Regions from separate parts of the Mus musculus genome. Here regions 2 and 3 are each linked to region 1. Evidence: chromatin loops called from intact Hi-C (ENCODE). Cell type or tissue: gastrocnemius. All regions are shown on one strand.

What was found. Peaks named below come from ENCODE experiments on the same cell type or tissue, not always from the same donor. Only the 100,000 strongest peaks of a DNase experiment are listed, where the experiment ranks them.
Region 2: it touches region 1 in a loop (12-fold over the local background); 16 of 42 quality-filtered maps call a loop at or near these places.
Region 3: a loop joins it to region 1, with 4 times the contacts of the local background. A loop is called at or near these places in 6 of 42 quality-filtered maps.

Annotation. Positions count from the first base shown.
Region 1 is chr1:89,320,225-89,328,224 of GRCm38, forward strand. No RefSeq gene overlaps it. Among named protein-coding and RNA genes, the nearest start is that of Gm41913, 63 kb to the right of the region's middle. In gastrocnemius, a CTCF peak has its summit at 3,063 (motif pointing right); DNase peaks (open chromatin) are centred at 1,380 and 3,057; H3K27ac peaks cover 1,584 bases.
Region 2 is chr1:89,521,582-89,529,581 of GRCm38, forward strand. The region is part of intron 1 of Agap1 (ArfGAP with GTPase domain, ankyrin repeat and PH domain 1); the gene reads left to right. Among named protein-coding and RNA genes, the nearest start is that of Gm41914, 55 kb to the right of the region's middle. In gastrocnemius, CTCF peaks have their summits at 3,029 (motif pointing left) and 4,468 (motif pointing right); DNase peaks (open chromatin) are centred at 3,020, 3,662 and 4,432; H3K4me3 peaks cover 846 bases; H3K27ac peaks cover 982 bases.
Region 3 is chr1:89,627,793-89,635,792 of GRCm38, forward strand. Agap1 (ArfGAP with GTPase domain, ankyrin repeat and PH domain 1) reads left to right here. Exons shown (of 18, transcript NM_178119.3): 4 at 1-54; 5 at 2,596-2,737; 6 at 6,368-6,502. Among named protein-coding and RNA genes, the nearest start is that of Gm41914, 51 kb to the left of the region's middle. In gastrocnemius, CTCF peaks have their summits at 50, 4,176 (motif pointing left) and 6,392; DNase peaks (open chromatin) are centred at 34, 4,174 and 6,482.

The sequences.
Region 1 (8,000 bases):
GGTGACCTGCTCCAACCTCCCCTTCAGGGACACACAAATCAAGCAGGTGGGATGACTGAGTCCCACTTGCACACAGGAAGTGACTCATAGGCTCAGGCTTCCTGGGAAGAGTCAGTGGCTCCGAGAGTTCTGTACATTCTCATTTTAAAGTGGACCACAGAGTTATTCTAAGTGAGACCTAAAGTTAATAAGATATCTAACTTCCCACCCTGACATCTACATGTCATGCTTTCAACCAGATCTGACCTGGAGACCCACGGGAACACTAGCAGTTCAGTCTGTAAGCCCCTGGGAGACTTATGGGAACACGGGCAGTTTGGTCTGTAAGCCTACTGGCTCTGCTAAGCAGGCTCTGTCTTCTCTACCAGCCGCACAGCACGGGGCTATTTGGCAGTCCCTCCTTGTTCTGTGGCCCTGGGTCTTCCTATGCAGCACAAATGAGGCACCTGCTGGTGTCCATCCCATTAGCAGGAGACCCAGGCATCCTTCCAGGCTGGCCTACTTGTCAGTCATTCAAAGGAGCTCAGAGGTAGACATGTGGCCACCAAGAACTCAAAGGGGAGAATGCCTAATGTGTCCTTAGGTCTGCCCAGCTCCCAGCTCCCTGTCACAGTATCCCAGTTCTGTTCTTCTGGAAATTTCTTTGGTCCTTCTCTCTTTTTCTTTCACAATCAAACCATGGGGGGGGGGTCTCTTCCTCTTCATTAGTTCTGTGTCCAAACCTCATCAAGATGACATGACTGTGTTGACCAAGGTGGATTGGTCTCAACCAAAATAACTTGTTTCAAACAACTGAGTATAATGTTAAAAATATCTCCAACCGCACATGACTACGTCCCAAACTGCAAGAGTACAGCATAATCTGGCTTAGGTCGTTTCCTGCTTTCTTTCCTGGTCAGTGCAGGAGGCTGCTGGTGCAGCTGGGTGTGGGGTAGAGTGAGACGACCCCTCACAAGCTCAGCCACCCACCAACCCTAGGCTCTGCAGATCACCTGGGAGCTTCATGGCACCACACAGAACCACGTCTGCTGCACCGTTTGTTTCCACCGCTGGAAGCAGAGCATTTGGGACAACGCCCAATGGTGTTTCTTAGCATTATTGTACTCATTTTCTTGCCTGTGTTGTTGTCTGCACTGGATATGGTTCATATGTTTAAGGCTTGGTTGCCAGCTGATGGCCTTTGAGTTCTTCCCAATGGCTGAATCCCATGATGGATTCATAACACGATAGCATCATTAGGAAGTGGTAGAAAACAAAAATGGGTCCTCATTGGAGGAAACTGATCACAGGGCATACCCTGGAAAGATAGACCTTGTCCAGAAATGTTTGTGAATTCTCTCTGCTTTCTGGCTGCCCTGCGATAGCCATCTGTGTTCTGTCACATACACGCCCCTGCTGTGATGCACTGCCTTGCCTTGGACCAAAGCAATGGAGCCAGCCAACCATGGATGGAAACCGTACGTCAAAGTAAGTTCTTCCTCCTTTAAGTGATTTATATCAGGTGTTATATCACAGTGACGGATAACTGGCAAACAGTGATACAATAACAAAATGTCAGACCCAAGCAGCTCAAGTGATAAAAACTTATTTTCGTACAGGAAGTCCAAGATCAAGGTATTGTCAAATGTGTGGTTCCTCCTGAATCTCCCTGGATTTTGGGTAGCCTCCTTCCTGCTGGATTCTTGTGGTCTTTGTTCCATGCACGTATACTGAATGTCTTTCTGGGTATTCAAACTCCTACTTCCTGTGTGTGTTGGGGGAGGAGAGCTGTTCGTGTGTGTGGTTTATGTACATGAGTGTGTGGTGACTTGTGCAAAGGCAAGAGCAGAAAATTCAGATGTCTTTCTCTATTGCTTCCTCCATGTTACCTCGAGATAGTCTCTCAGGAAACTGGACACTCACACCTTCAGCTAGACTGGCTGCCCATTGAGCCCTAGGGATCCCCCTGTCTCCACCTCACAGTGCTGGGGGCTACAGGCTCATGTAGCCCTGCCTGATTTCTTTCTTTTTCTTACCTCCATGTTGGGGATTTGAACTCAGGCCCTCAATCTTGCAGAGTGAGCACTGTTAGCCTCTGAGCTTTCTTCCCAGTCTCCAAATTCCCACTTTTTATGGGAATTCCAGTCAAATGACATGAGGGTCCAAACCTGATAGCCACATTTTAGCATAGGCACCTTGATTAGAACCCATGGTCTCCTCATCTAGACAGATGCTAGGGCACTGCAGGCTTCTAGAAACTGAATTGTGGTGGTGGTGGTAGTAGTGGGGACATAAGTTAACCTATAATGGACAAGGTTCATTCTCTATTGTGGCTTTAGATACTGGCTGTACCAGTCTAACCATGCACCCCTGAATGTCTTAACCTCTCAAACCACAGAGTTCAGAGAGTGCTGTAGAACATGGGGGCTTCTCCAGTCTGGATAAAACATGCTCTCCCCTCTCAGTTCCCTTCCTCGCCAGCTATGTACCTGCAGACTTGCCTGTCTGGAGCACGCCCATAAGGCACTACAACACAAGCCCTCTCCCAAGAGCTCTACCCTAAGAACCACCCAGCAGCCTCCAGAGCTGTGGGAAGCTGCTGTCCTTTGTTTTGGCAGGGATCTTGTATTTGTATTCTGAGCCTAAAGGAAATCACAGGCATTATTCTAACTTCCTGTAAGGAGAGGCAGAGATTCTGCCTCTGCTGAAGTCACTGAAGGGTTCCAGGGCCATCGCCCATTTGTTTTCCTGACTTTCCATTTCTCAGTTACTATTTAAAGGTAACTTTCTGCGTTTCAGTTTGTTTGTTTGGTTTGGTTGTTTTTCATTTCTCTTGGCCCAATATAGATCCATGATAATTAACATATTGTCACTTAGCAGATTGACACCCACAGTGTTATTTGCACCCAGCCCTCTCCTGACTTTATAAACTAAGGAACAAGATAATTTCTGACTTTTTAAAAAGTCCCCCAAAACGTCATCAACCAAAATTCTGTTTTGAAGATCTTTTAAAAGAATCTTGCATATCTGCTTGCATGTGTGTAGACGCACCATGCATGCAGTACCCACAGAGGCCAGAAGATGGCATTAGATTCCCCTGACACTGGAGTTACAGATCTGTGGGTGAGACTGGAGCCTAGGTCCTCAGCAAGAGTGCTTAGTGCTCTTAACCACTAAGTCATTTCTCTAGTCCCTGAAATTCTATATATATATTTAAATTTTTTATTATTTTTTCCAGTTCTCTGACTTTTTTTAAGCTGGCTTTCAATGGGCACAAGACTTTGAGAAAAGAAAAAAAAATCATTTTTCCAATAATACAGTATTCTCCTCTACTCATAAGCAGTGATATACAGGAGCCTGCTTCTCAGATTCTAATTTCTCCATCTAATCTATTTAAAAATTATTCTACTTTCTACTTGTAAATGCTATCTGGAGCCCACCAACATCCTCAGCTCCAGGTGGCTCTTTTAAAGCAACTACCTGAAAGTATAGGCTGTGGTTCTTGCCCATGGGGGTCCAATTCTGGTTCTCAGAACCTAGATACACCTGCTGCATGGCCACCTGCTCTGTCCCATGTCCCCCTAAAGGTTCACCATGAAGGTCCAATGAGTGGCAATGGCTATCACTGGAATTTTGTGCTAAAGAACAAAAGAGGCTCTTTTTAGTCCTGGGTTCTAGCCATTTGCAGAATGCCTCGCAGTCCAAATTATACTGGCTCTTTCTCTGTCACAGTCTGCTGGTCATTCACTCTACTTCCATGGACAAACACTGTTACCTTTTAAAGGAAGACAGCCAGCCCTTTGCTTTTTCCTCCAGAAAATAGAAGAAAACACACTAAATATGAAACACACACACACACACAACATTGGAGGAAAATCTTTTCCTCAGACTGGACAGAAGATAACGAGAAGATGGGAAAAGATGCTCCTGTTAGTCTGGCCTAGGTCCTGAGTAACTCTCTGCACAAGGCAGAGGCTGTGGTACTGAGTTCACAGGTAGACTATCTCAAATCTCTGGGCCTGACACCACTGCTTGCCTTCATGGGATCCAACATGTTAGGCCACCACAAACACATGTCCTATAGCTTCAGTACAGGTTTGAAAGTCAATGTGCATTAAGTAGGGTCTAGAGAGATGGCTCAGTGGCCAAGAGCACTTGATGAATAGTCATGAAGATGGAATTCAGAATCCAGCATCCATGTAAGATGCCACATGTCCCCTGCACTCCTGTAAGCATATCTCTGAGGGAGGCCAGCCCAGGAGCATCACTTGGTCTTGGTGGCTCCCAAACTACCAAGAAAATGTGAGCCAGGGGCTCGTGGAAAGACTCTATCTCAAAGGAATATATGAATGGGAGAGGAAGACAGACAGCTGGTGTATTGTTCCAGACTCCACACAAAAGCACAGATACAAGCACCTGCATACCCATGCGTGTATATCCTCACGCACAAAGACACATGCACACAGAGATAAATGCATCTTTAAAAATGTATTGAGTGAATAAATGAATGAATGAATGAATCATATGAAGGGCTGGATGAATGAGTAAATGAACACTGGAACAAGAATTACATCTTTCTATCTATGTGTGCCTGAATCTCTATATGACAAATTCTGGGATCTAGGCATTTCTTTGGGAAAGCCCTCTTCCTTCTAAGCTGGAGGGAATACAAATCAAAATGGATACATCCTCACCCTCCCAGATTGCTCATTAAGTATTATGTAAGGCAGAGACTCTTGTCAATGCTTATTTCTCATCTGAACAATGGGATGGAAAGCCTGATGGCCTCCTACCTCACTACAGAGGAAGGGGAGAAAATAAATAAAAAGACAGAAAAACCATGATCTACCAGTGTCAGCAGACAAGGAGACACTCCTATAGAACCTATGGCTGTCAAAAGAGTAACAATGTAACATTAAACAACTCTGTGCTGATAGCCTTGACAACTTAAACTAGAGCGGACTTAAACTAGCAAGCAGAGTCCTGGAAAGACCATCAAACTTACTCAAGAAGAAATAACATCTGTTGTTATGTCTCCCTTTACATTTCTGATTTTGTTAATTAGAATGCTTTCCCTGTGCCCTTTAGTGAGTCTGGCTAAGGGTTTATCTATCTTGTTGATTTTCTCAAAGAACCAGCTCCTCGATTGGAGGGCATCATCCTGAGTGAGGTAACCCTATCACAAAGGAACTCACACAATATGTACTCACTGATAAGTGGATATTAGCCCAGAAACTTAGGATACCCAAGATATAAGATACAATTTGCTAAACGCATGAAACTCAAGAAGAACGAAGACCAAAGTGAGGACACTTTGCCCCTTCTTAGAACTGGGAACAAAACACCCATGGAAGGAGTTACAGAGACAAAGTTTGGAGCTGTGACGAAAGGATGGACCATCTAGAGACTGCCATATCCGGGGATCCATAATCAGCTTCCAAATGATGACACCATTGCACACACTAGCAAGATTTTGCTGAAAAGACCCAGATGTAGCTGTCTCTTGTGAGACTATGCCGCAGCCTAGCAAACATAGAAGTGGATGCTCACAGTCAGCTATTGGATGGATCACAGGACCCCCAATGGAGGAGCTAGAGAAAGTACCCAAGGAGCTAAAGGGATCTGCAACCCTATAGGTGGAACAACATTATGAACTAACCAGTACCCCTGAGCTCTTGACTCTAGCTGCATATGTATCAAAAGATGGTCTAGTCGGCCATCACTGGAAAGAGAGGCCCATTGGACTTGCAAACTTTATATGCCCCAGTACAGGGGAATGCCAGGGCCAAAAAGTGGGAGTGGGTGGGTAGGGTAGTAGGGGGGAGGGTATGGGGGACTTTTGGGATAGCATTGGAAATGTAAATGAGAAAAATACCTAATAAAAATATTTTTTAAAAAAGAAGAAATAACATGCAGGGCATGGTGGTGCACGCCTTTAATCCCAGCACTTGGGAGGCAGAGGCAGGCGGATTTCTGAGTTCGAGGCTAGCCTGGTCTACAGAGTGAGTTCCAGGACAGCCAGGGCTATACAGAAAAACCCTGTCTTGAAAAACAAAACAAAACAAAACAAAAAAGAAATAAAATAAACAGACCAATATTGATCCAAAACATTGAATTTGTATTTTAAAATCTCCCCTCAAAGGAAATCTGTAACTCTAATGGCTTTACCGGTGAACTATAGCAAGTATTTCATGAAAAAGTTCTAGTTCTGAACAAACTTACCCAAGAAATTGGATAAGAAAGACAACTTTTGAACTCATTCTACGCAGGAACCCAAAAACCATTCAAGAGGCTAGGCAAAAGCTGTACAGAATAGCTTCCCTGAACACAAATGTAAAATCTTAACATTTCAGCAAATAGAATTCAGATATAGAAGGAAAGAAGCCAGTTTAGAAGGAAACATACTGGATCACTTAGTCAATGGAAACCCACAGGTCATGCCATGCCTAATGTTAAAATACTGAAAGTTTTCTCCCTAAGATTAAGGATAAGGTCTGGAATATATATTCTTATAACTTCCTCCACTTCTAGAGGTCCTAGCCAGTTCAATACGTAGATAGATAGATAGATAGATAGATAGATAGATAGATAGATAGATAGATAGATAGATAGATAGATAGATAGATAGATAGGGATGTAGCTCAATTGCTAGTACCAGCCTAGCATGCATGAAGCCTTCCATTGGTTGCCAAGGGTAGTGGCTCATACCTGTAATCCCAGGACTTTGGGGGTGGAGGCATAAGATTAGAAATCTACTATAAATGGCATTTAAGTCTGTGTTGGAGAGAGTGGAGGTAGAAAGGATGAAGGAAGAGATTACAGTCACCCTGTGTGGAAAGGGAGGGTTAGAATTGCCTTTATTGTATTGTGACACACCTGCATCCTTGCATAAAGATATCTAAACATTTAAGATGCCACTTACTGTCACACTAAATATAGGAAATAGTTAGGGGATAAATTAGTTGAAAGATGTCTGAGAGGCATATACAGAATCTATCCATGCTTCAAGGGAATCAAAGGGACCTATATAAATGCACGGGACCTGGGGCTTGTTCATGGGTTTGAAGGCTTGACGTTGCCAGGCAACAACTTCCCCCCAATCCTTCCACTGAATCATCAGAGCTCCAGTTCATATCCCAGAAGAGTTTATGGTTTGAAAAAAAATTTCAGGCTGATTCTCAAGTCTAATTTAAATCCTAAGAAAAGGACCTCCAATATAGGAAATAGCACTGAAAAAGAATAAAGCTATAGAAGTAAATTCCTGATCTCAAGAGGTCTAAACCCACAGAAGTTGACACATTTCAGTGTTAGCATAAGGCTTCAAAATAGAATCATCGAAGGAAGTGGAGTGTTCAGAATTAGATCCCCACGTCCATGTGAGCATCTGATTTCAAAACCAATGTGTGAGGGCAATTCGATGGAGAAAATAGTCTCGTCACTAATAAAGCTGGAATCATTTGGCTGGATTCATGCATGTTCAAAAAACTGAATATTGATCCACATCTCATGTCGTGTATAAAACTTAATTCAAAATGGATGGCAGACCCATATACAAAGCCTAAACTTACAGAAGCCTGCACGCTAGCATAGCAGATTCTGGGACCCAAGTTCAGATAAAATCACTTAGATACCATATTTAAAGCATGAGCTGGGGGGCGGGGTAGACTGGACCTCATCTAATTCATATTGATGTGTTTACCAGAGGGGGGATGGGAAGGCTCTTCCCTATTCAAAGGTCTGGGTTATAGAATCATACTGTAACCAGGATAAAGACAAACTCAGGCAAAAACTCATGATGGATACCAAATCTAGGGGAAATTGCAGATTATCTAGTGGCCATTCTAAAATTTAAATGTAAACGCAAAAGATCTAGAACATCAACACAATGAAGGAGGAGAAGGAAGAAGAGGAAGAAAAGGGAGAAGAGGAGGAGAAAGGGGAAGGGAGGAGGGGAAAGAGAGGAAGGGGGAAGGTCAGGAATGAGTTCTCTCTCCAGGCAAACCTGCAGAACTAACCAGAAC
Region 2 (8,000 bases), 200 kb after region 1:
GTGGCACATTCTCTCATCAGACCACATGCCCTAGGGAGAGGTCCTCGGATCCCTTCAGGGAATTCCGTCTCAGCTGTTGTGGGCTGGGGATCAGCAGCTTTCTCTGGGCTCCTGTTGTCATTCACTTACTGTGCATACCCATGAGTGGACAGCTCGAGAAAATCCCCGAGCTGGATTCAGAACAACCAGGGCCCGGACATGAGGTCCACGCTGCGTTTACTTGCCCCGCTCGGCCTGTAGTTGATCCTTGTGCTGGCGAAACTGGAAAGGCTCACTAAATCCTTGCTTGCTTGGAAAAGCCAGTGGCTTGAAATGAATAATTTTGAGCCATTAGTAGAGAAAACACATTACCTGTATATAAACCTGACAGTAACAGAATCACTTCTGTCTCCCTTGTTAACCGAGCTTGCTAACCTGCTGCCTGCTTTGTATATTCGCAAAGCCTCCTGGGTGGAAAAGGAGAATCCAGTGGAAGGGTGAAAGATCCTTGCTTGAGCTCCAGACAGCTGGTGAGTGAAAGGCAGCCAGAGACACAGCTGTCCTTGAGTTGCGCTTCTGCCAAGTCAAAATAACAGGTATGGGGTTGAGATTCCGAGCTCAGCCTGTGCAGTGCCTGCTGTGTGCTAGGCCTTCTTGAAAGGGCGAAACACACCCTTTTGTTTTCAGTCCTTGCCGTGGAGCGCTGTCCTCTGAGCACAGTGTGGGTGTCACGGGAACAGCCGTGGCTACGTGCGAGAGACTCTCAAGCCATGACTCCTTGACAGGCGGCGTTCCCTCAGAGTAGGAGAGGTGTAGGGAGGCTCATTGGACCCTCGGCTGAGCTCAGTCACACTCTTTTGCACTTACTGGCCAGTTATATGTTAATTCTGGCTAAATTGCACGTGGTCTGGGTGAAGTACTGTAGACGGTGGAATGTTAACTGCGAGTAGGACTCCTATACAGCTATGGGGAAGCTGTCATCCATGCTGGGGCCGAGGCTTCCTAGTGGCAGCTGCTCCTGGAGATAACCCCTCTCCCGTGCTTCCCTTAGTTCCCGTTGGGCTACAGTGGAATCTTACTGTGTGGTTTTGTTGTTGGTACCCTGTAAGGGAGAGGGGGTTGAAGACGATGCTCTGTGTCTCCTCGGAGAGAGTTCCCACAATGGCCCTGTAACAATCTATTTTACCGAAGAGCAGCTTTGTAGCTGGGGTTTGTTACTGCAGCCAGCAGCTTGAGGGTCTCTGTGAAGCATGCTGGGGTGTGGTGGGTGGGGTAGAATGAGGTCTGGCTGCTGTGACTCCTTTCCTGTGGGTCTCAGGAATGGAAGTAGAGCCATTTGATGGAGGAGGAACAGTAATTTTCTATGCACAGTTTAGTTCTGCTGATGTTTAATGAGAACTTCAGGGAAGGTGCCCTGGAAAAAGAGAACACTGGGGCTCCACCCCTCATACCTGTCTCTGTGTGGTCTTTAGTCCCTCTCAGGCTTCCTTTCATTCTCCATGATGAGGCACTGGTGTCTCTGACCAATGGCCTCTCCGCATAGCAAGATCTAGGTACAAAATGGTCATTGGATTTTTGTAGACCCTCCAAAGGCCACACCACCAGGAAGCTATGTTCACTGATGTGGGGCTCTGGAATTCTCTTGTTTGGCCAGTCTCTGCATTTCCTTTAGCCCACAGGTTGTCACCAGTGTTTGCTTTAACTTCCTCTTACGGCTATCTCAATTCGAGATTGCCAGCCTGAGCTACAGATCCATCTTGCCACAGATGCCAGCCCACCGCCACAGGCTGACTGCAGAGACTGCAGTGCCCTGCTGCACAGTGCTGGGGAAACTTGTTGCTGAGGGGATGTTTAAAGACTCTTCCAGTGGAGACAGCTCGTAGGCGGCGTGTTTTCCTGGCTCACTCCAGAGTATAGCTGGCCCCTCGGCAGTTGGTATTTCCCAGTGGTCCATCGTCCGCTCCTCTTCTACTGAAGTTCTTTACCTTGGCTTTCCAAGCCTCCTTTCCCTGGGAGGAGTGGCCATGGTCTCTGTGGGAGCAGAAGCCTGGCCTTGGCCCTGACGGTGCTTGGGGCTGTGATGGCTGGGGAGGCAGCGCCTTCCCTCACCAGGCTGAAGACAATTGGGAATAGACACAGGGTGGGCAGAGGCTTCCGAGCCCTAGAGAGGCAGTTTTGTCTTCTGACTGCTGTCAGTTGTGGTCAGAGGAAAGGGGCTTTGAACAGTGGAGTGGGAGTCAGCCGCTTTTTTATCTTTGAGGGTCACTGAGCATCTAGAGTCAGCCATCTCTAGCTGTTAGCCCCTTGTTTACCTGCCCAGCTCTGAGGTGGCTGGCAAGCTATGGGCTACAGCTTCAGTCCTGCATGCTAGCTGAGTGCCTCACCCTGCAGTGGATGGCAGAACTTTTGCAGGCTTGCATGCTGGAATGCACACAGCCAGCTTTTCCTGACCCCTCTGGGTTTGTGGTGAAGGGAGTCATTGAAATGGGTGGGATAATCCACTCTTCTCAGAGGTGGGCTGCTGATGACCTCCACAGGCCTGAGAGTCTAACTTAATAAACAATGGCTTAAAGTCTTACGATGAGTTGTAGTGGTATTAGTGAGGTGTGTTATTGTTTGTTTGTTTGTTTTTGTTTTTCGATCACATTTTACTGCTTTATTTACATATTAAATATTTCTCATGAACTTTGCTTTATAAAACTGACAAAGATTTTTGCCTCATTAAGCAAGCTGTGTTTGCTGACTGTAGCATAAACACATCATCACCATGCAAACAGACATACATTTAAGTGCATATACTGTGAATTTTTGGCTTTTAGGCTTTCAGACTTGTTTATTCAGGTAGTATAAAAAAAGAGATGAGGCACATTCTTAGGGGAATTTTAAGAGTACACATAGGTTAAATTTTTTGTTCTGCGGTAATTGTAGACTCATGCTCAGCAAACAAGGCGATTGAAGCAGCAGGAAGGGAAGGAAGTGAGTAATCTAAGTGGATAGTGGGATCTTAGACTTAGCTTCTTGCTCGCCTATACTGCCCCCTGCTGGCCATGCCAGACTTTGCATTGCGGATGTATACTTAGCAGGAAGGGGATCAGTTGTTTCATACATACACACCATAGGTGATCTCTTTCTGTGATCTTCCTTTCTTTCCCAAGAATAGAAATGACTTTCAGGTCTTCTGTTCTGATATCTTAAATGATATCTTGGTCTCTTCTCTCTGCTCTTCCTACAGCTAACCTCTGGGATTATTTCCTGTCCAGGGTTCCATGAGATTTAACCTTTTTTTTTTTCTTTTTCTGTTTGAAAGAATTGAGAGAGTGATTAGTGCATTGTGAGCTGCTAGTTCTTTTTCATTTTATTTATTTATTTTTGAGGCAGAGTGTCGTCGTCCCCCAACCCCCACCAGGCTAGCCTTGAACTAACTCATGCCCCTGCTTCTGCCTCCTGAGTTCTGGGCTTAAAGGTGTGAACCACTAAGCCAACCTGCTAGTTCTTTATAAAAGATAGAAACATGATTATAAGCTCCTGAGTGGAGGGGTCATTTCCCCCATTGGGGAGCAGTGGGTGGAGTCAGGACCCAGGTCAGCTGACAGGAAGGAGGACCCAGATGAGATAGCTCAGATGTCTCCAGAAAGCAGGAAGACTTGGAGGGGGAACAAAAGGCTTGTAAGGGAGCCTGCGTGGTTACAGCACTAATTTCTGCATGGCCCCGGTTCCCCACTGACTGCAGAAGAGCAGGTATCTTGGGAGGATGTCCCCGCCCACTAGAAATGCTGATAGAACCCCTGTCCAGGATGCAGAGGTTGTCCGTCCAGGAAGGGAGTGAGGTCCAGGTCCCGCCTTCCCCCAGTGGTCACTGTTGTCTGCTCCTGTTCTGACCTGGCTTTGAATCACTCATTTCTTTATTTGTGACCGAAGCGATGCTGTGGACATTTGTTGGTGCTGCTGGTTTTCATATTTTCTATTTGTTCAAAGCATGTGTTTATAATCGCATCAAGTGTATCATTCTCTCTCACTGTCTTCTCCATCTTTTGTCTGCTCCCATCTTCCCCACTCCTGTACCTGCTCCTTCCAAGTAGCTCCCCTCCCACTTTCATGGCGTGTGTGGAGGTGTGGTGTGGTGTGTATAACACCCGTGTTCTGCGTGTGACAGAGAAAAGACAGTATTTGTCTGTCTGGGTCTGGCTTACTTTACTTATTATGACAGTCTCTGGCTCTGTCGGTTTTCTTGCCAACACATACTTTATTTTCTCTTTATGGCTAAATAAAACTCCTGTGTGTGTATGTACCACATTTCACCCGTTCATCTGCTGCCAGACGCTGGGCTGCAGTGAACAGCGATGCGGTAGGCATGAACGAGCAGCATGAACGAGCAGGTGTCCCTGCGGTGTGCTTAGGCCTTTGGGTAGATTCCCAGGTACGGGTGGGTCATGTGATCTTGCCAATTGTTTTAAATTGAAGCCAGGTTTTTGGTTGACTCATTCTCATCAGCCACCAGTAGATGGAGGGAGTGAGACATGCAAACAGAGTGCTGTCCCCACTGCCCGGAGTCTGTGACATCCATCCCTAAAGATGTGTGTTCATATTGTTCCGTGTGGATGTGCCCGAGTGTGTGTAGCTGAAAGAACCCAACGGAATTAGCTGTTGGTAGTAATATGAAGCGGGAAAAGCCATTTATGAAAAGTTTAGTCATCTTTGAAAATTAAGGAAAGTGTATACGTTTGTTTGGTTTGCAAACACTCATTTTTTTGGTAAGTCAGCAGCAGCCAGAGTGGACTGTAGAAATACGGTGGAGAACCACGGGGTTGGTGGTGTACTGCTAAGTACAGTTGTACATCGAGGGTGGGCACCCCTCCTCACCTGGTAGTGGTCTCCAAAGTGGTTGGACAGTGCTTGGGCACACAGTGGAATACTGCAGTCCTGAGGGGACATCATACTTTCAGGGGTCACTGTCTTAATCTGATTTCACGTTAGTGACATGGCAAGCTGGCCATGAATGCTGAGAATCCAACTCTGCCTGAGGTGACTAGACAACTCCAAGGTCAGGGTGCCAGCCAGGACACCTGGGGCTGCAGACCCTTTCCTGTGTTCCTCTGTGTTCTCAGCTGATACATGCTTACACCTGGGTGGGAGGAGCTAGGCAAGCGCAGGAGGTTAAACTTCTTGGAGTCCTTGGAGAGGGTCTGTGGCTCAGACCAGAGCCCTCTGGGCCTTCAGGATCCATGTGCTGAGTCCCGGAGACCTCCTTCCAGGCTGAATTGTGCCCAGCAGATATGAGACACCTAGAATTGTGTCTCTGATGGACTCCAGGCAATGCTTGTTGGTCCGGGTGGGTGCAGAAGGAGCTGGGGTTCCCACTGGTGTACTTGCCAGGCTGGTAGAAGTAGATGCTAGTGTTTCTGATGAGTTTTGAATGGCAGGGTTCTACAGAGAAGGCACCTTGGAGAACATATTCCCTCCTTTCTTATTCCTTAGTCCTAGAGAAGAGATGGATGGTGACTGTCAACTGAGACTCTGGACTGGGTTGTGACACTCCCCATGCTGGGTAGAGGGGAAGTTTTAGGGATTAGGTCATAAAGATGGGGCTGGTTGGCTGGTGACTGTGGTGTTAGCACTGGAGGGGCTGAGGCAGGAGGAACCTTTGAGTTTTGGAGTTTGAGGGGAGCTTGGGCAGCATAGTGAGACCTCCTTTCCAGAGCAAAACTGGCAGAGTAAGGTGAGTGTCCCCACTCTCACTGTGATGCATAGTGAGGACAAAATGCTCTCTAGTTTGAGGCAGTGATATTCCCAACCTGTGGGTCGCAACCCCTTGGGGGATGGCCAAACAAGCCTTTCACAGGGGTTACATATCAGATATCCTGCATCTCAGATATTTATGGTATCATTCATAACAGTAGCAAAATTACAGTTATGAAGTAGCAAGGAAATACTTTTGTGGATTGGGGGTCGCCACAACAGGAGGGACTGTATTCAAGGGTCACTGTATTAATGGTCCCAACCTTGGGTAGTTTGTGAGTCATTGGCTTAAGGGATGGCCTGCCATTGTCCATGGTGTCCTGGATGACACCTGACCTTGGATGTAAGCTTTCAGAACACCTGTGCATGGTCAGGTCACTGAGTCTGTGGCAGCCCGTGCAGACCGAGTCAGCTCTGTGGGGAAGGGATGGGAGTGAGCAGACTCCCGTAGGCCTTGGCCTCAGAGGGCACCTAGATGCCAACGAGGGCCTCAGCACTCATCACTCGCAACGCAGTTCCTGGAGATGCGGGCCTAGGTGACTTCACTCTGGATCAGGACAGCCATGTGCAGGGCCTGATCTCAGGCCACACATGGCGAAACCCTTCAGACCACCCAGCTTCTCTCATCTCCCAGACGCTGTTCTTTTCTGTACTCTGCCCCTTGTCTCCCAGGAGAACGGAAGTCCAGTGCAGTGTGTCCCATTCGGAGTACCTTCTTTCAGCAGCTGGGGAAGTAGCCAGTGTGTGCACATACAGCAGGGCCTCAACTTGCCCCGTCTCACTGCGCCGGGTCATTCATCTTAGACTTGCCAAGCGAGCACAGTGGCCTCAGACGCCCATGCTTACAGAGCTGGTGTAAGCTGGCAGGTGTTTTTGTGGAGCTCCATTGGCCCTCTGGGTGTGTCACAGGTACTGAGTAAGGTGGCTCAGGCAGGTGACCCTGGGTCCTGCAGTCAAATGTCTTGATAACATGTTGCTTCTACTGGACCCAACTGGCAGCATCTTTGCTTTTAATTTTTAATGTTAATTAATTTAAAAAGGTTTTAAAAATTAATCGAGAGCTGAAAACACCTTCAAGACCCCCTCCTAACTCAAGGCTGTAGAGAGCGGCCTGCAGGGTGCTCCTTTGGGCCACACTTCCCTGGTGCTTCCTAGGATAATTAATAGGTCCGGTTTGCTTTCCATGCGTGGCCCATGCAGAACAGAGGACGATCATACAATGCTAAGTTTCAGGGAGTTTGGTGGTAGTGCTCAGAGGACTTGAATTTGGACAGCATGAACCATGGAGTCCCCCAAATGGTATAAGCCATATACTACTGGTCATTATACTTTACATGGCCCCCCAGCAGTGGGTAGGAATATTGGGGGTGTTATCAGATGCAATCACATTGTGCTTTGGGACATCTCAATGCAGCCTGGCGAGTTGGAACTTTTTCCTGGGAGGAGTTCAGAGTTGCTTCTTTCCTCCAGCAAGCAGGGTACTCCCAGCTATGTGGCGAGGTCCAGGGGAGAGGAGAAAGTCACATCGTGGCTCCACTACTGGCAAGCTATAGGAAGCTGCTAGCCTTGGATAAACCTTGAATCCCCAGGGATAGGGTGGAGGAGGTGGGGCGATTATACTTGTTTATAGACAGACCGGAGAGATGGCGTGTGCTTGGTCCCACCGCATTCCTCTTTCTGGCTGTGTGTGCAGTCATGGAATTACTCTAAAAGCATATGAAGAACCAGTTCGTCGTTCATTGGGGTAAATATTTAGGGCTGTGACTGGGCTCCGCTGCTTGGCTTTGTGTATCTGGCTGGCCGAGGGGGCGGGAGCTTGGCTGCCTCTGTGAGTGTCCAGTGTAGGCCAATGAGCTCATTTTTCCTGGAGCAGGTTAAACAATGTGATTACTCTGGGTCCTCGTATGGGTCAGCTGACGCCCGGCTGCTGTGTTTCACCTGCAGATGTGATGCTTGAAGCCGGCGTGGATGTTTCTGGATGCTTGCAGGGGGCACCTGCGGGTACCACAGCCAGTTGCTTTGGAGTGTGTTGAGGGCCCCTTGGAGATGCTTGCTTCTAGTCAGCAAGGTCGTACAAACTGAGTGTGTTACTCTGTGTGTGTGTGTAGACGCACAGCCTGAGCAAGTGTGCATCTGTGTGTATGTGTGCATCTGTGTGTATGCGGTGCCCCGGCTGTGTGTGTGTGTGTGTGTGTGTGTGTGTGTGTGTGTATGTGAGAATGTGTGTGTGTATCTGCATGAGTGTGCCTATATGTGTACTTCCTCTTCACTTAGTCCTACCCAAG
Region 3 (8,000 bases), 310 kb after region 1:
GGACAGAGTTATCTGCTGCTGATTAGGGATGAAGGGGGCCCCCCGGAGGCACAGGTGAGTACTGCATGCACACCCAAGCCAGACTGATTTTTTTTTTGCTCTTTGATGACTTGATCTAAAGGCTGAAACAAGACAAGAATCAAGTTTAAAATAAGGGAAGTTAGGTACCCAGGAATTTTGGGTATGTGTGGCTGATTTTGTTTTTTATTTAAGTTCAAGTTTTTAAGAAGGAAAAGCAAATATATCTGCTCTGAAATATGACTGTCAGAATGACTTCTAGAAATTTTTATACGTATAAATGCATCGTGTTTTGGTGCCCTCCCCTTTAATTGATCTCAGAGCAATCATTTACAAAGTCTGCTGGCTGGAATTGGGACGCTTTTCTGGCAGTTGACAGGAGTGGGCATCTCCACAAGCTTGCCAGCCCTTGGCCTACGTCATTCCTCACTGAACCCTAGACTACAGTGTACTGTGATTCCTTTGAAAAACGTCTCGAAAGGTAGCATCAAAACTTTTATCTGGCTTCATTTTCTACTGACACCATGATCTTCTAGCTAAGTGAAAAGAACCTAGAAGTAGGCACAGCCCACACCTGATGGGATGGCACATACCTGCTAAGACAGCTCACACCTGCTAGGGCAGTTCACACCTGCTAGGGCAGTTCACACCTGCTAAGACAGCTCACACCTGCTAGGGCAGTTCACACCTGCTAGGGCAGTTCACACCTGCTAGGGCAGTTCACACCTGCTAAGACAGCTCACACCTGGTAGGACAGTTCACACCTGCTGGGACAGCTAAGACAGAAGGAGGGCCAGGTAGAAGGAGGTGCAGATGTTCCTGATTTCATATAAGGGGTTTCGATCTAGACCACTTCCTATGCTGGAAGACGGGGCAAGGCCTTCTCTTTTCTGCCTCTTGGAGGAGAGTATGTCTTAGTTCCACGTCTTTTTTTTTTTTTGGTTTTCGAGACAGGGTTTCTCTGTATACCCCTGGAACTCACTCTGTAGACCAGGCTGGCCTGGAACTCAGAAATCTGCCTGCCTCTGTCTCCCAAGTGCTGGGATTAAAGGTGTGTGCCACCATCGCCTGGCTTTTTTTTTTAATTATTTATTATTATATGCAAGTACACTGTAGCTGTCTTCAGACACAGCAGAAGAGGGTGTCAGATCTCATTATGGATGGTTGTGAGCCACCATGCAGTTGCTGGGATTTGAACTCAGGACCTTCAGGAGAGCAGTCAGTGCTCTTAACCACGTAGCCACCTCTCCACCCACTTAGTTCCATGTCTTTTTTGTGATAAAACACACTGGCAACATAACTTTAGAGAAGAGGGTTTATGTGGCCCAGAATTCCAGGGTACAGTCCATCATGTCATGGGAGTCCGGGCAACAGGGAACTTGAAACAGCCACAGTCAAGAGCAGGAAGCGGAGGATTAGTGAGGCTTGCTCATGCTCAGCTCACTTGTCTGTACAGTCCAAGAAGATTCTGCCCACAGTGGGCGTGTCTTCCCATCTCGCTCAGCATAGTGAGAACAGTCCCCCATAGACAGGCTCAGAGGCCCATCTCTTTGGTGATCATAGGTTTTTGTCAAGTAGACAGTTGACACCAACCATCACCCAGGTAAGGGCTCCCCCCTGGCAGGTCGAAGAGAGAGGCACTCAGTCGGAGGCACCCCAGGCTTCCTGTACAGCCGCCACTGTGTCCTGACAGTGTCTGTGGCTCTGCCTCAAGAAAACTTTGCCCCAAGGTCTTACTGACCTATGTGTGTGCCATTGGAACTTGAGGTCTGTAAGTCTCTTGGGTAAATATTCCACATTGAAACGCGTACAGTTGTTGCAGGTGGCTGTCACTTCACACGCAGGCACAATTAATTAGGAGCTCTTCCTTGACCCTAAGAGCTTCCCCGGGGTGAGCTTCCAGGGGGAGATTGGGGCTCCCTTGTTTGTTTACACATGTAAAGAGACAGACACAGACTGGATCCAGACTGTCTCAGCTTCTGTGAGAGAGGGTTGCTGGGCACTGCAGGGAGCCTGGTCTCTCCCTCAGCTTCATCCTCCCAAGAGAGCTGTTGTAAATAAGAGAGCTGTTGTAAATACGATGATGGAAGAGGCCTGGGTATAGATTAACCTTACCACTCCCCCTTTAACTTTGCTACAAATGAGTAGTAATTTCCCAGCAGGGAGCTGAGTGGGTGGGTGTGCTTGGTGGCTGCTCAGCCTCTGCTGTAGCAGGAACTCTCTGGGAAAACACTCTCACTGGTGTGCGCTGTGGGCACTACGACTCTTGAGCACACTGTGTGGGTGCAGAGGAAGAGTCCCCACTCAACTTGAGGTCCACTAAGTCTTTGGAAGGTTCTGTGGAGGCTGTGTGGACTGACCCCCATGGCCTGTTTCCAGATGGGGAGGCTTCAGGGCACAGGTAGAGCCTTGCATCTGCAGTGTGGGACACACACACACACACACACACACACACACACACACACACACACACGAGGGAACATCAGTAATTTGGCCATAGTGCATACACGGACGTCAGGCCTCACAGCCTCATCCTGGGCCCCGCTCAGCTGCCCTTCTTCACTCCTCTCTCTGCAGTTCGCCATGTGGGTGGACGCGGTCATCTTTGTCTTCAGCTTGGAGGATGAGATCAGTTTCCAGACTGTCTACCATTACTACAGCCGAATGGCCAACTACAGGAACACCAGTGAGATCCCATTAGTGCTGGTGGGGACCCAGGGTGAGTGCCAGCTCTGCTCGGGTGTTTCTGAAGGTTTTGTGGGCATGTGCGCAGTATGGAGGAATTTGGAAATGACCTGAAGCTGAAAGTGGGGGCTGGGGCTGAAGTTGCTTTTCAGAATGAGAATTACCATCACGTGGCCTTTCTTGATTAGTGCTATGGAAATGACACTCAGGCTCAGACAGACATCTGCCACCCCAACCCCATCCCTGGTGCTTTAGGAAAACCTGTTGGCTCATGGTTTGTCTACATTACGATGCCTTAGTTGCCTTTTGCATAAGACACCTTGTAATCAGGTTGTTTTTATTTATTTCTGTTACACCAAGTGTCTGGTTAATTTCGACTTTCAGTGCCCGTTTGGTACTAGCTTGTGACACACAGTTGAGTTTTGCCCTCACCCTTGTTATTTCTCAGGATCTCATGGTCTCTCCTTTTCTACCCAGCAGCCCCTTCACAAAGGCCACAGCCTCCCTGTGACTTCAGTTATTACTGTCTTTCTTATCACTTAAAACATGTCCTCTGAGTAAGGTGATTGTCACACAGAATCGGACAACTCCCTCAGCCCTGGTCACAGACTCGCTCTCAGGAATTGGCCACTGGAGTCCAGCCAAGGTTTTAAGCAAAATTGTGGAGTATTCCTTCCTGACTTTTCTAAAATTTGAGCTGCTTTTGCTATTTCATTTGGAATTAGTAAATCTGGTATTTACCAGCTGACGTGCAGTCAGGGTTTGAGAGCTGTGTAATGAGGCACTGGCTGCCTGCCCTCAGTGTGTCACTTCTAAAATATTAAAATTGTGTTCCCATAGAGACCACCATTTCTTCCTTCCTTTTTCCTTTTCTTTCTTTTTCTTTTCTTTTCTTTTCTTTTCTTTTCTTTTCTTTTCTTCTTTTCTTTCCTTTCCTTTCCTTTTCCCTTTTCCCTTTTTTCCCTTTTCCCTTTTCCCTTTTCCCTTTTCCCTTTTCCCTTTTCCCTTTTCCCTTTTCCCTTTTCCCTTTTCCCTTTTCCCTTTTCCCTTTTCCCTTTTCCCTTTTCCCTTTTCCCTTTTCCCTTTTCCCTTTCCCCTTTCCCCTTTCCCCTTTCCCCCTTTCCCCCTTTCCCCCTTCCCCCTTCCCCCTTCCCCCTTCCCCCCTCCCCCCTCCCCCTTTCCCCTTTCCTCTTTTCTTTTCCTTTCCTTTCCTTTCCTTTCCTTTCCTTTCCTTTCCTTTCCTTTCCTTTCCTTTCCTTTCCTTTCCTTTCCTTTCCTTTCTTTTCTTTTCTTTTCTTTTCTTTTCTTTTCTTTTCTTTTCTTTTCTTTTCTTTTCTTTCTTTTCTTTTCGGATGCATGCAGTGGTCTTTCTTATTTCTGAAGCCTGCAGCACCAAACTCTGCCACCCAATCTTAAACCAAATAGAAGACTTTTTTGTTCCTATAGCTCCCTCTGCTGGTCACCTGGAGACAGTGCTTTGGTTTTTAATGTGCAATTGGCCTTCCTGTCTTCATGTGGTCCAACAACAGGAAAAGTAAAATACAGGTGATACACACCTGTAATCATGGTACTAGGGAGTTGAGAAAGACAGATTGCCACTGAAGGCTAGCCTGGGCTACAAAACTAGACTGTCTCAAAAATACAAAGCAGTGTGGTGGTCCGTGCCTTTACTAGCACTCTGGTGGATCTCTGTAAGTTCAGGGCCAATCTGATCTTTGTACCAAGAAGTTAGCTGTACCAAAGTTGTAAGCTTTGTGCATGGTACACTTGCCATCCAGGTAACCTAAGATGAAGTATGCAAGCAGATGATATAGGTCCTATACAAGTATCACAGCCTGTCATGGAAATGGCTAGAACATCTATGTGTGTGTGTGCATGTGTGGACCCTAGAAGTCCTGAAACCTGCTACCAGAGCATTGACACTGTGCAACATGGTGGCATGGTTAAGGTGTCTGCTCTGGAAAGTCCTCAAGTGGAGTCTTAAAGCCATTGCATCTCCCAGCCAGGTTTCCCCCACAGTTGGAGCAGGGGAAAATTCTGAAGGAATGCTTTGTCTATGACCGACCGGGCAATTCCCAGCAGCAGCCCAGTGTGTAAGAGCCATGTGGGCCTGCTTCTGAGACACAACATTTTCCCATTGTGGACTCTCCGTGGCTCATGCTGGCTGGAAAGAACAGATTGCCTGCTGCATTTCTCATGCCTACAGCGTTTGTTTCTGTTTGCAGTGGGGCGGAGTAAGAGTCCAGGCTTTGGCCCACGCTCCTAGACTAGAGCTAGTGTAGCCCCTCAGTGCTTTGGGAGAGGAAATGTCAGGTCAGGTAGTCATGTGTCAAGAGTCAGTGGACATAGGACTTGACCTTGATCTAGGGTTTTTTGTTTTTTTGTTTTTTTTAATCTCTTTTATCTCAGTATGGGACCAGCTGTTCTGGGGCCCTGCTTGGACCTTGTTACTGGGCTGAGGGACCAAGGGCACCTATGGCAGAAGCTGGACTCTGTGCGGCTTCCCCATGATATTCTGTCAGTACCCATGTGTTCCATGCTCAGTGGGCTCCTGAGGCACCTGTGCCAACACTGGGGATGTCGGCAGCAAGGCCCTCAGGTGATATGAGAAGGTGCCTGAGGGTTCCTTTCTGCTGGCTAGGCTAGGTGGTTTTAGAGGCCAGGGGTTGTTAGGGTGAGAGAGAGAGCTGAGAAACTCTTAGGGATACCCAGCCTGCAGGAGGCCGGGAGGCCAGTGCTGAGAGGTGGTGCTGAGCTCAGTGCATCTTCTAGGGCAGGAATGGCCTATGCTTGCTCATCTGGGGCCACATGGGGGAGTGAAGGACCACTCCGGTGCTCATTAGGCCTGTTCTACCCCCAAAGACTTGCAGTTAGACTGATTAGGAGATGCAGCGTTAGGACACTGCCAAGTTAAAGTGGGTGCATACGGGGGCCAGCTAGAGCTGAGCTGAGCTGCGGGCCCAGGGCCACCTCTGTGACACACTGACCTGAATTCATATGTGGATGGGGTAGCTGCAGTTTGTTGGGGTCCCAGGCTGGATAAAATGGGAGCTTGGTGGTCTGTGCTTTCCAAATTAGACAAAGGCTTCGAGAAATTATGGTTTTAAATTTATTTCCTTCCTATTTTACTTTAAAAATAAAAATGTTTACGCCTTTAAAAAGGACCTTTTCCCTACTTGTTGTAAACATATGTCAGATATACTTACTTGTTGGGCAAGACAGATGGACATGTTCTTTGGGCTGTATCCGAGGAACCTTTGTTGGGGAGGCTGTTGTCACATGGACACCGAGTGTCCAAAATCACACATTTTGTTTTTGTTTTTGTTTTGTTTTTCGACACACCAAGTGAGCCTAAAGGATAGGATAATGAGCCTCTCTCCAAAAGAGCCTTGACCTCAGTCCTTCTACCTTGGCCTCCTGAGTGTTACGACATGTGTGACCTCCCTACCCCAGGGGTTGAGTTGAGCCCAATTTTGAGGATGAACTGTTTTCAGAATCCCAACTTCTGGGAGGAATGACTTCTCCATGGGCTTTGATGGGTTTTGAGTTGCAGGGGCCCCCAGAGCTGCAGGAAGCAACTGGCTGTGGGGCAGGGTTAAGTCCCGTGGGCTCTAGAGTCATGGGAAGCAGATGCTAGTGAGCACCCTGTCCTTGTCTGTTGCAGATGCCATAAGTTCCACCAACCCGAGGGTCATCGATGACGTCAGGGCTCGGAAGCTCTCCAATGACCTGAAGAGGTGCACGTACTATGAGACGTGCGCCACCTATGGGCTCAACGTGGAGCGGGTCTTCCAGGACGGTAAATGGCCAGCTTTGTGACTGCAGGGGCTCTGGGACACACTCTGGGAGAACAGTCACACGTGGCTGTGGGGACAGAAGCCCACCACGTAGTGTGCAGGCAGCAGCGTTGGGCAGCTGCTCCCAGTTACACTTTTAGGGGCTGTGTTCAGAAGAAGGAACCCTGCAGAGTAGTCCCTGATGGCATCTGTGTGTCACTGTGTAGCCTGCTCTGCACAGGTGTGTCACTGTGCCCCTGTGTGTCACTGTGCAGCCTGCTCTGCACGGGCGAACCGGTACTAAAAGCTCTGTCAGTCCCACTGTGCTCATATTCGTGGCTATATTGCTCATTCTTAGCCCGATCCTGCCTTTAAGATGAAGGCATATATATTTGACATTTGGTCCTGGGGAGATTAAACTGAAAGAGCAAACTCTGAACCCCAGAAAGTAAAGTCAGAACTTGGGGCTAAGAGTGTGGGCCAGCCTCAGTTACTGTAGACTGCCCACCACAGGGACAGTGGGATTCGTGGGGAGTTCACCTGCCGGAGCTTCAGGCTCCGCTAAGGGAGGCATATTCATGTCAGTCGTGGTGCTGCCGGATGTGGGTTATGAGAGAAACCAATACTAAAGCAGGGCAGAGGCAGGTGGGGAGGGGTAGCCTCTGCCTCAGGGACTTGAACTTCTGGATAAAGAGTGGGCTTAGAGTCGGGTCTTCTGAGGACACTCCAGAGCTTGTTCCTATTCTCAGAGGCAGTTGGTTGTGGGCAGTCAGTCTGAAGACCTTTGGCCTAAATCTACGTGTAGTTACCCACTTCTGTCTCCTTATTTCTGTGTTGGGGACTGGCAGGGAGTAGAGAAGGACAAGCCTGAGATTCTTACAGAAGGGTGGGAATCAAAAAGCCTTGCTGTTCACAGACCCTGAAGAAAACTTGGTCCCAGCAGCACACTCAGAGAACAGGGCCTGAGAGCGTAATTTAGCCTGTAGAATGCCTGTGTAACATGCACGAAGTCCTAAGTTCAGACTCCAACACTACATAAGCTGGGTGTGGTGGCATGTGATTGTGGCCTCAGTACTTGGGAGGTAGAGGCAGGAGGATCAGGTACTAAGCCACACTGCAGGTGTGAAGCCAGCCCAGGCTGTAGGAGACCCAGTCTTGAACTGGAAACTGTGATCTTTGGGTTGTTTGAGTAAATGGCCTGGGTTGTCTCACTAACTCTCCAGCTAAGATTTGGGGCCCAGCTCTTTCTACTGCAGTGTATTTGAGCACTGGGCCACATTGCCACCCTTGTGTTCTGTCTCCCCCTCCCCCGAAGCAGCCAGGCTTTTCCAGAAGCTTGCGTCTCTTTCCTCCTCTGCCTCGCAGATGGTTACCTGTTCTCTGGGTCTCAGACTTGATCCGTTCCTTCTGTCTCACTCTGCATTTCATTCTTCCTGGTGCCAAACCCAAGGAAACTCAGGATTTCCCTGAGACGCTACGCGTGCCTCTGGGTCCCAACTTCCCTCTTCTCATCCTTGTGTG